3 separate regions of the Homo sapiens genome follow, and all the other regions are linked to region 3. A link is a contact called in ENCODE Hi-C or POLR2A ChIA-PET data. All regions are on one chromosome and are shown on one strand. The core of a region is the stretch at or near the end of the contact, and the rest is flanking DNA. Distances in the headings are between cores, read along the strand shown.

What was found. A loop is a pair of places that touch in the nucleus more often than their neighbours do. ChIA-PET counts read pairs that join two places held with the same protein, here RNA polymerase II (POLR2A). Pooled maps may share reads with other maps.
Region 1: a loop to region 3 is called in a map of CD8-positive, alpha-beta T cell, with 3 times the contacts of the local background. The contact joins the promoter of QSOX1 here to the promoter of AXDND1 in region 3. A Hi-C loop is called at or near these places in 4 of 168 maps with a recorded cell type or tissue (CD4-positive, alpha-beta T cell, CD8-positive, alpha-beta T cell and naive thymus-derived CD4-positive, alpha-beta T cell), 1 of 37 single-sample maps with no recorded cell type and 10 of 50 pooled maps.
Region 2: a loop to region 3 is called in a map with no recorded cell type, with 15 times the contacts of the local background. The contact joins the enhancer-like site here to the promoter of AXDND1 in region 3. A Hi-C loop is called at or near these places in 9 of 37 single-sample maps with no recorded cell type and 5 of 50 pooled maps. POLR2A ChIA-PET finds 5 or more read pairs at or near these places in 1 of 52 experiments (AG04450).

What each region holds. Positions count from the first base shown.
Region 1 is chr1:180,153,482-180,156,957 of GRCh38, reverse strand. QSOX1 (quiescin sulfhydryl oxidase 1) reads right to left here and starts at 2,089. Exons shown (of 12, transcript NM_002826.5): 1 at 1,786-2,089. The coding sequence starts at 2,050. LOC105371636 (a long non-coding RNA gene) reads left to right here and starts at 2,120. Exons shown (of 2, transcript XR_001738314.3): 1 at 2,120-2,959. RefSeq lists an enhancer at 1,815-1,914 and a silencer at 2,095-2,414.
Region 2 is chr1:178,604,198-178,607,743 of GRCh38, reverse strand. No RefSeq gene overlaps it. Among named protein-coding and RNA genes, the nearest start is that of C1orf220, 63 kb to the right of the region's middle. RefSeq lists enhancers at 1,524-1,663, 1,674-1,823. Within about 2 kb of position 1,588, at least 6 of the 41 ENCODE cell types and tissues checked have a DNase peak (open chromatin) inside an H3K27ac peak, as active enhancers do.
Region 3 is chr1:179,364,327-179,367,548 of GRCh38, reverse strand. AXDND1 (axonemal dynein light chain domain containing 1) reads right to left here and starts at 1,578. Exons shown (of 26, transcript NM_144696.6): 1 at 1,549-1,578; 2 at 943-1,145. The coding sequence starts at 1,039. RefSeq lists enhancers at 1,178-1,247, 1,628-2,027.

The DNA.
Region 1 (3,476 bases), core at 840-3,339, 790 kb before region 3:
CCCCCCAGCACTCTCAAGAAGGAAGAAATTCTAGAATAAGTCCATCTGCAGCCACTGAACACCTCTTATAACCTCAAAGTGGAAAGCGATCTGGGAATTTTTATGATGTTCATGCCCACAATGTCCCCTGAGATTACCTTATCTTAGGTGTTCCAGTTCCATGATCCATGTTCTTCCTCCCTCCTCCCCTGACCAGATGTGTTGACATCACTCCTCCCCTGACCAAATGTGTTGAAATGGTGTGAAGCACTGCTCAGAAAGGCACGTTCAGCTAATGGGACCAGTGAGGCATGTAGGCAAGTGTAAACTGGAGGTCAAAACAGCTTATAAGTTTCATTTAAAAATAATTTTCCAGGACCATATGGCTAAAAGATGTACACATGGTTCCATCTCGCCTCTTCAGAAACCAATCTGCAAGCTGCTCAGGAAAAGAGGAGGGTGAGTCTGAAAACTAACATCTACAAAGGCACTGTTCTACCACAAAGAGTTGAATTTATCAAGAAATACCAACAGTGGAACAATGGTTCCAGTTCCCCTTTCTCTAGAAAAAGGCCTATTTCCAAAGATGCCCACAGTTCTCATTCAATGACCATTTCAGGGTAGGAGGCCGTGCTAGCGACCTAGCACCAGAGTCAGGAAGTAACTCCATTCAGAGGCAGCAAGTCAGGAACAAATCACTATCACTATACCACTCCTGCCCGCCAAATACCCACTACCTGGATTAGGTGGATGTGTGACACCACAGGAATCTTTAAATTGTGGAAAGGAAACTATGAGACAATGTATGCCGAGTACTTAGTAAGGTGCCTGAAATGATAGGTGCTCCGTAAATATTAATTACTATTATTACCATATTTCCTCGACTCTAAGTCTTAAGTGTTTCAAAATTTTAGCATTTCTGTAATAGAGTTCACCTTCAAATCTTTATACATGTAGTGGTTTTTTCCTATCCTTCTACCCCTTGGGCTGTCATAAAATGAACAGTGTGTCTCACAGTTGATGGTGTCTTGGAATTCAGGAAATATAGTTTTGGTGCCCCAACCAGGGATTGGGAACATGGAGCAAGAGCCAAACACGCACCAAAGGCCTCTGGGTGCATGGGTTTAAAATATAAGGGTCTGAGCGGGGGAAGAGAGAGAAGGATGTGGCCCAGAAGCTAAGGAGCTGGAGGCGGCAGGTCAGGAGAGGCCCGGAACAGAGATAGGAAAACTGCCAGGTGGACATACCCACATCAAAGACAAAAATGAGAAAGGAAGTCTATGTACCACCTGGTCAACCAGTCGAGGGAGTGGAGAAAGGTGGCAGGGAGGCAAAATGGATGTCCGTTCCCTTTTCTCCCCAGCACTGACCCACAGCAGCTAGGGAACCTGGCAGGAAGATGACATGGGTCCCTGGACGAGAGGAAGAGGACTGCCACAAGGCTGGCCCAGGAAACGGTAAGGTGTCAGCGGACCATGCGGAGGAAGGAACAAAGGAGACCTCTCGCAGGGAAGGAGGCAGTAACCTGGCGGGGGACGAACCGGGCGAGCAGGGCAGGTCTGGGGGCCCAGGCCGCGGAGAGGGAAAGAAGCTCGGGATGAGGGCCAAGAGGAAAAGGCAAGGGAGCGGGAGGCAAAAATGGAGCTGAGAAACATGAAGGTGGTGGGCGTGGGATGCGCGGAGAGGAAGAGGTGGGCGGAGGTGACTGGAAGAGGGACGCGCTCCCGGAGTAGGAGGCTGCCCACCGGGCAGGTGGAGGGGTCCGGGCGGCGGGGCACGGGGGAGCGGGCCGCCCCCGCTTCTCACCTTTGACGTCTTCGGCCAGCGCCTTCCACGTCGGGGCGAAGGCGATGCAGTGGCCGCACCAGGAGGCGAAGAACTCCACGGCCCAGGCGCTGCGGGAGCCCAGCACCGCGCCGCGCACCGTGTCCGCCTGCAGCAGCGTCAGCGGGTCGGAAGGCGAATAGAGCGCCGACCGCGGGGCCGCGTTAGCGCCGGGAACCGCGAGCAGCCACAGCAGCAGCAGCAGCAGCGACGGCGGCGGCCCGGAGCCGCTGTTGCACCTCCTCATCCTCGGCGCTGCGCTCACCACCACACGCAAGCACCGGATGAGTCGGGTCCCGGCGCCGCGGCACCGCCTGCCTCCGCCCGCAAGGAGGAGCCACGTGGCCCCGCCCCTGAGCCCCCGCCCCCGAGCCCCCGCCCCCGAGGCCGGCCCAGCCACCCCGCCCCGCCGGCCGCTCCTGGGCGCGGGAGCGGGCGGGGCTGAGCTTGTTGCAGGGGCTGGCCCTGGCCGGGTGGTGAGCCATCCTTTCGCGGTCCGCCGAGGCCTCGGAGCAGCGCGACCCGGGTTCCCGCCTCAGGCCCCAGGAGGCGAGGTGTACAGTCCGGTAAAGGAATGGAGCGCCCGCCGAGCGGTCGCTGCGGGGGTAGCCTCGCGGAGGTTGTTTGGCCTCTCACGGCCCCCGTATCCAACGGAAGAGGAGTCCGTTGGAATAGACGACCCGGATTTCGGCTGTTGTAGGGCAGTTCCTGGGCTCCCGCGGAGCGATGAGACGTTGTGAATTAGATGTGAGAAGAGGGACGCTTGGTCTGCGACCACCAAGACCCCACAGGATCGATGCACCCACCCCTGCTGATGACCATGACCATCTAAAGGGGAACATCATTTGAGGGGCCCTACTCATGGATCAGAAGCCCCTCTTCACTGTGGGGTGTGCTGGGTTGGCGGGCAGTTGCCGTGGAATCAGTTTCCTCAGGACCCATATCTGACCACCCTCATAAGGTTGTCAGGGCGATTCCAACATTCGGGGTTCCCAGCAGCCCAGATCCCCCACATCCAGCTCTTCAGCCTACTCAGAGCTCTCCACGCTCACTCACATGTCCCTCTCGCAAGTAGCCCGATCAACTCACCTGGTGTCATGGGCACTAAGGTGTTAATGGATTTTCTCTGGTCACCTTTGCAGCTCCACTGTTTTGAGTGAGTTATTTTAAGGGGAGAAGGTGCTCCTCAGACGGTTGTCACAGTGATATTTTTCCTTTGTGACTGCCAGGTTAGCCCCTTTCACCTGTAAGAGCTTTGAGCCTAGATTTGTTATTCATTTATTCAAGTTTTACTGAGTGGTGTCATGCCAGGCACTTGTTTAGGTATAAGGATAAGGCAGTAAACAAAATATAGACTCTAGGGACGTGGAACTTACATTCCAGTGGGGGTAAAGAGATGATACATAAGTAAATGTAGATCAGATGGTGACCGATGTTATGAAGAAATGTAGACTGGGGTAAGAATAGAGTGGCAGAGGAGGTGCTATTTTACACACGAAGATCAGGGACAGGTCTACCCTTAATATTTGCAAGAACTGAGTCAGTAGTACAAATGGAGGCCCACATATCATGTCTACATATTTTAAAACTACAAATTAAACGGTGATGTAAAATTCCTATCCTTTTATCTTGACATGTATACCTTCATCATAATCTGGAAGGCCACATTTAAG
Region 2 (3,546 bases), core at 339-2,838, 760 kb after region 3:
TGACTCCTCTCTATTTTTTCAAGACTTGCCTCTTACGCAGCAACCCTATTTGGCCACAGCTGATGGACAAGGGTGAACCCCTGGGCCAATAAGATTCTCTCTTCAGGGACTTTAGAATTGACAGCCAGGATGTTGGTCAGTATTGCTGGAAGTGAGAACACGGCCTTCAGGAGTTGACTCAGCCTTTGTGAAGTGCCCATTTTTGGCCCACCCAGGTACACAGAGGTAGAGAATGTTGTCTGCCAAGGAGATCCAAAAGCAATGAACAGACACCAGAAGCCACGTAACCCAGTGAGAGAAAATGACTGAAAGAAAGCACCTTGGTATCTGAAAGCTTTCTAATTCAGGGTTCCAGTGCTTGAGAGGCCCAGCTATAGTTTCAGCAGCTTTGGGCTCTGTGAACTATCCCTGTATAAATAAATGTCTCCCTTGTGTTTAAGAAAGATGGGTATCATAAAATCATGTGAATGTTCGGTAATAGAGACACATCCAAAGTTTCACGGGGCACCTGGAGGTGAGGGAAAGTAGTCAGGAATGGCTTTCTGTAGAAGGTGATGTTGGTTGGACCAGTAGGGAGGGCACTTCAGACAGCGAGAACAGCATAAGCAATGCTGGGAGCTGCAAGCAGTTCAGTGTTGCTGGCACATAAAGGCATGGACTGGCCAGGAGTGAGGCTGGCCGGAGAGGGTGGCCAGGGGCCCAGTCAGGAGCATCTTGGGTGCCATGGGAAGGAGCCTGGACTTTATCCTGCAGGTCAGGGGTTCTCAACCATGTTTGCACATTAGGATTTCCTGGGAAATTTTAAAAAGAAATATGGTTTCTTTCTCCCATCCAGTCCACTTAAATCAGAATCTCTGGGAATGGAAGCAGGAACTGATTTTTTTTTTTTTTAAGGGCCCAGGTGATTCTAATGAGCAGATAGGCTGGAGAACCTGACAGGATGCCTTGAAGGGGTTTAAGTGAGATATAGACATGGTTTTAGAAAGATCACCATAGATGCTAGACTTTGAGGATGAGACAGAAGGCGGGGTGACTGTGGGCAAACTGCTGCAGTGTGCAGGGAGACGCTGAAGAGAACCTGAAATGGGATGAGGGTGCCAGAATAGAGGGGAAGTTTGCAAACATTATTTAGGAGACAAAATAGTTTTCAGTTTAAGATTTAGTGACTGGAGAGAGATGGAAGGTAGTCAGGGTTGTCCTGAGGGTCCTAGCTTGGGTGACTAAAATTGCCCCAGGCGGCACTCACCAGGGTTAAGCTGTGGATGTGTGGAATATGAGGTGGTGCCTGGTAAAGATCAGGCAGCTGAATAAGGCACCTAAGGCTTCAGGGCTAGACCAGGTGGAAACAAATTTCAGTTTCACAGCTCATTTTGAGTGTTGTCATTTATTTTTTATCATTTATTGAGGAGAACCTCCAAAAAAAAGTCACTTTTGTAGGTTACAAGGTGTTATGGGTGTTGAAAGCAGAGTGAGCCCCACCCCAGACCACCTCCTGAGACAGGGTGTGATGTGTGTCTCCAAGTGCCTTGAAGTCAAGTGACTTCTCAGAGAGGTCTAAAATTAGCAGAGCAGCTGTGCCTAGTGGGTGGCAACACCTCAGCTCACTAGGCCGAGAATGGGGCCTTCCTGCTGTGGGCTCTGTTGTGTGAGTAGGTCAGGAGTTAAAAGCAAGAATCTGTTTCTTTGGAGAATTTCCCCAGGAGCTGCATGTAGTCCCAGTGTGCTCAAAGAGAAGAGAAAATGTCTTCTGTTGCCAGGTGGAAGGGAAAGAACAGGGAGGGGTATGTTGGAAAGAAGCTTCATAGAAGGGCTGATTTTCAAGAACGTTCTCTATGGAAATGACGCCCTTAATGACAGGTGAGGAGTGGAGGAGCTCACACTGGGGAGTCAGTTCTGACAACTGGAAACCTGCTGTGGGCTGTGTTTTGCACAGAATAATGCTGTGTAGATGCTTTTTTTTTTTTTTTTTTTTTTTTTTGAGACAGAGTCTTGCTCTGTCGCCAGGCTGGAGTACAATGGCGCGATCTCGACTCACTGCAAGCTCCGCTCCCGGGTTCACACCATTCTCCTGCCTCAGCCTCCCGAGTAGCTGGGACTACAGGTGCCCACCACACCCAGCTAATTTTTTTTTTTTTTTTTTGTATTTTTAGTAGAGATAGGGTTTCACCGTGTTAGCCAGGATGGTCTCAATCTCCTGACCTCATGATCTGCCCGCCTCAGCCTCCCAAAGTGCTGGGATTACAGGCGTGAGCCACTGCGCCCGGCCTGTAGATGCTTTCTTGTTGTGGGTTTTCACTCTCGGGGGTGGTTCAACCTGGCCTCCAGATCAGGCCTCTGCTGCCAACCCTGCCAACCCAAGGGATTTGTGGTGGGGGCCAGGCAGGTAGGTAGAAGTGGAGGGAGAGGAATCTCTTCACATTTTTTTTTAACATAGTATAGATGTATATAACATATTAAGCATACATTTTAATAGTTTTATATAAAAACTAACCCTCAAGACATATAAAAGCCTGGAGAGGAGATTGGAGGGGAAGGGTAGTAAATGACACAATGTTTCGTTGTGTTTCCATTAGGTTGGATTCTCTCTTCCTTGAGCTTTTGTCTACAGATTATTCTACACACACAGGAAGGATGACTGAGAAAATGAAAAATGGCAAGATACAGGACTCACTACCTAACTGAAAAGTTAAGCATGAACAAGCTGTAGGGGTATTATATATCCAGGAGTATTAATTTATATGGCATTTATCTGGGGATTTTTTTCCTACAAAATACCACCATAATCCCAGATGATACCAGAAAATATTTAATAGCAAGATTAAAAAATTAATCTTAACATGTCCTTTACGTTAATGTCCTCCATTCACACAAGGAATCCCCATTCTCCACCCAGAGATCCCAGCTATCTCCATAACCACGGGAAGTTGGTGAGATTGCCTGGAGCAGCCGCTGTGAAAGGCAGGGAGGAGTACAAAAGGAGGAAGCAGATGGGATGCTCCTAGGGCACCTACGGACTGAAAAGGAAGACTTCTGGGCTGGGTCTCAGGGATCATGTTGAGTTCAAGGAAAGAAACTCCCCAAGAAGCTGTGTCCGTTTGGCCTGTATGCGAGCAGATGTGCATTATCTTGGCCAAGCTGCTTCTCTGAGCTCCGAAAGACTTGCTTTGCTTGAAATAGTCTCTTTTGGCCGGGCACGGTGGCTCACGCCTATAATCCCAGCACTTTAGGAGGCCAAGGCGGGTGGATCACAAGGTTAAGAGATCGAGACCATCCTGGCCAACATGGTGAAACCCCGTCTCTACTAAAAATACTAAAAAATTAGCTGGGCATAGTGGCGCGCGCCTGTAGCCCCAGCTACTTGGGAGGCTGAGGCAGGAGAATCACTTGAACCCGGGAGGCAGAGGTTGCAGTGAGCTGAGATCGCGCCACTGCACTCCAGCCTGGTGACAGAGTGAGACTCCGTCTGGAAAAAAAAAAAAAAAAAGAAAGAGTCTCTTTTGTAATCTTGGTTGTGTTTTCTAGTGAGTTCTTGGATGCATTTAGGAG
Region 3 (3,222 bases), core at 329-2,828:
GTCAGGCTGGTCTCAAACTCCTGACCTCGTGATTTGAGACGGAGTCTCGTTCTGTCGCCAGGCTGGAGTGCAGTGGCGCAATCTCGGCTCACTGCAACCTCCACCTCCCGGGTTCAAGCGATTCTCCTGCCTCAGCCTCCTGAGTAGCTGGGACTACAGGCACGAGCCACCACGCCCCCCCTAATTTTTGTATTTTTAGTAGACAGAGTTTCTCCATGTTGGCCAGAATGGTCTCAATCTCTTGACCTCGTGATCCGCCAGCCTCAGCCTCCCAAATGGGATTACAGGTGTGAGCCACTGTGCCCGGCCTATTTATTTATTTATTTTGAGATGGGGTCTTGCTCTTGTCTCCCAGACTGGAATGCAATGGCTCGATCCTGGCTCACTGCAACCTCACCTCCTGGGTTCAAGCGATTCTCTTGCCTCAGCCTCCAGAGTAAGCTGGGACTACAGGCGCGAGCCACCATGCCCGGCTAATTTTTGTATTTCTAGTAGAGACGGGATTTCATCATATTTGGCCAGGCTGGTCTCGAACTCCTGACCTCAAGTGATCCGCCCACCTCGGCCTCCCAAAGTGCTGGGATTACAGGCGTGAGCCACCGCGCCCTGCCTCACTATTACTTTTTCCAAAGTTCCTTAAAGCCAAAGACCAGGAACCAAAAAATACGTAACTATTGATATTTAAAATAGGTTGAATTTAAAATCATATATAAATCAACATTTGAAAAAAAGTATAAACTGTATTTAGATGGAGTAGTGAAACAGTACTCTGACTCAAAATACTGTAAAAGGAATGACTTCTTGCTTTATTTAAGCAAGTGTGTTAGAAAAATGTAGCCAATCAAGGTATTCTGAATATCAGATTTAAAAAACCGGTGAATGGAAGGTGATTTCTGTCTTACGGCCATGACTGTTTATGACTTCAGAATCAACGAAGTTTACCTCTTGTCCCTTCCTTGGCTACAGACACTTTTAACTTTTTGCTCTCAGATGTTGATGTAGAGTTTAGCGGGGTGGAGGGCGTTTTCGGGAGAGACATAATAAACAATGCCTCCTATCTCTTTAGTAATTTGAAATAGTCCTCCGGAAAGCTAATTTAGACACAAATCAGCGCCGCACTGGGACTTGCAGGCTGCCACATAGTCCTGCAGGCAGAGGAAAAAAGATTTAAAAAAAAAAAAAAAGATGACAACTATTGAGTACTTAGGTTCAGATCGCAGTTTAGAATTCATCTAGCATGGTTCTCCTTCTTCGGGGCGACCTCTATGTTCTGGGGTTATGTGTAGCGACTAAGAAGCCTTAGTGGACCGTCAGGTCGGGGTCAAGGAGCAGGGCAGGAAGGACCCGCTCGGCGGACCCCGCAGACCGCCGGCACCCCTGGTGGGGGACACTCGCTGCAGGCGGCTCGGCTGGGGACCATACCTTCCCCACAGGCAGCGCTCTCGCGCGCCAGTTCCACAAACTCGCGAGTTGGGCAGGCCTCGCACTGCTTCTTGGTTTAAAATGACGGGAAAGGGACACCCGCGATCCTACCCACACATTGCGTACCCGCCCAGCATCCGCTCACTTCCTCCTTTGCTGGAACGCCTGTTTGTCGTCATAGAAACCCAGGGCCCCGAGGTTTAGCGCCCTCCATAGGGGCTGCCTTCAGCGGTGCCGGCGGAGGAGGGAGACAGCTAAGACAATCCCTACACCCTCTTGGAGTTTCTTATGTTCTAAGTCACAGCATAGGTTCAGTAGCAAAGGAGAAGAAAAACGTTTAATCCCGCCGTTGTCACGGAATCCGAAAGTGTCTCACGCCGGGGCTTCCTGCCGCGGGCCAGGCCAGTGCGCAGGCGCCGGTGGGGGTTAGCTCGAGGGGCCGACCCCTGTAGCCCGTGACGCACGCGGGTTAAGCAAGGGTCTTCTGAGTTGTTTCCATCTTTCTAGCTCTCTTTTTTGTTGCTTTGCATATTTTTCTTTCTCTTTCTTCCTCTTTTTCTTTCTTTCTCTTTTTTTCCCCTGAGACGGAATTTCCCTCTTGTCGCCCAGGCTGGAGTTTAATGGTGCGATCTCGGCTCACTGCAACCTCCACCTCCTGGGTTCAAGCAATTCTCCTGCCTCAGCCTCCCAAGCAGCTGGGACTACAGGCAGACGCCACCATGCCCGGCTAATTTTGTAGTTTGTTTTTTGTTTTGTTTTGTTTGAGACGGAGTCTCGTTCTGTCGCGCTGGCTGGAGTGCAATGGTGCGATCTCAGCTCACTGCCACCTCCGCCTCCCAGGTTCAAGCGATTCTCCTGCCTCAGCCTCCCGAGGGACTACAGGCGGGGGCCACCATGCCCGGCTAATTTTTGTATTTTTAGTAGAGACGGGGTTTCACCATATTGGCCAGGCTGGTCTCAAACTCCTGACCGCGCCCGCCTCGGCCTTCCAAAGTGCTGGGATCATAGGCGTGAGCCACTGCGCCCGGACGCTTTGCATATTTTTCTAAAAGCCAGACTCAGGGGGATGTTGGGTAATAAGAAACGCTGGGTCCCTTATTGGGTAAGCCGTCCAGTGCTTTACATTTCGGTCACGTCTTCCTTGGACCCTTAAATGCCTCCCCCCAGAGCACAAGGAAGGCCTCCTGGGCCCAGATTTTTCACCCCCTTGGGGCAGGGAAGGAGGATTGAGCTTAGGTGGAACCAGCTCAGGTATAATTGTCGGGGCTTCTGGCGTGAAAATCTGCCCTCAGGAAAGAATACCATCAGCGGCCGGTGGCTCACGCCTGTAATCCCAGCACTTTCTTAGGCCGAGGCGGGTGGATCACGAGGTCAGGAGTTCGAGACCAGCCTGACCAACATGGTGAAACCCCGTCTCTACTAAAAACACAAAAATTAGCCAAGAGAGGTGGCGCGCGCCTGTAATCCCAGCTACTCAGGAGGTTGAAGCAGGAGATTCGCTTGAACCGGGGAGGAAAGGGTTGCGGTGAGCCGAGATGGCGCCACCGCACTCCAGCCTGGGCAACAGAACGAGACTCCGTCTCAAAAAAAAAAAGAGTATCATCAGAGCCTTCGCACTGAACTGAGGCTCGGTTCGGTGAGGGATCATTTCTTTTCTTTTCTTTTTTGAGACGGAGTTTCACTCTTGTTGCCCAGGCTGGAGTGCAATGGCTCGATCTCGGCTCACCGCAACCTCCGCCTCCCAGGTTCAAGCGATTCTCCTGCCTCAGCCTCCCTAGTAGCTGGGATTACAGGCATGCG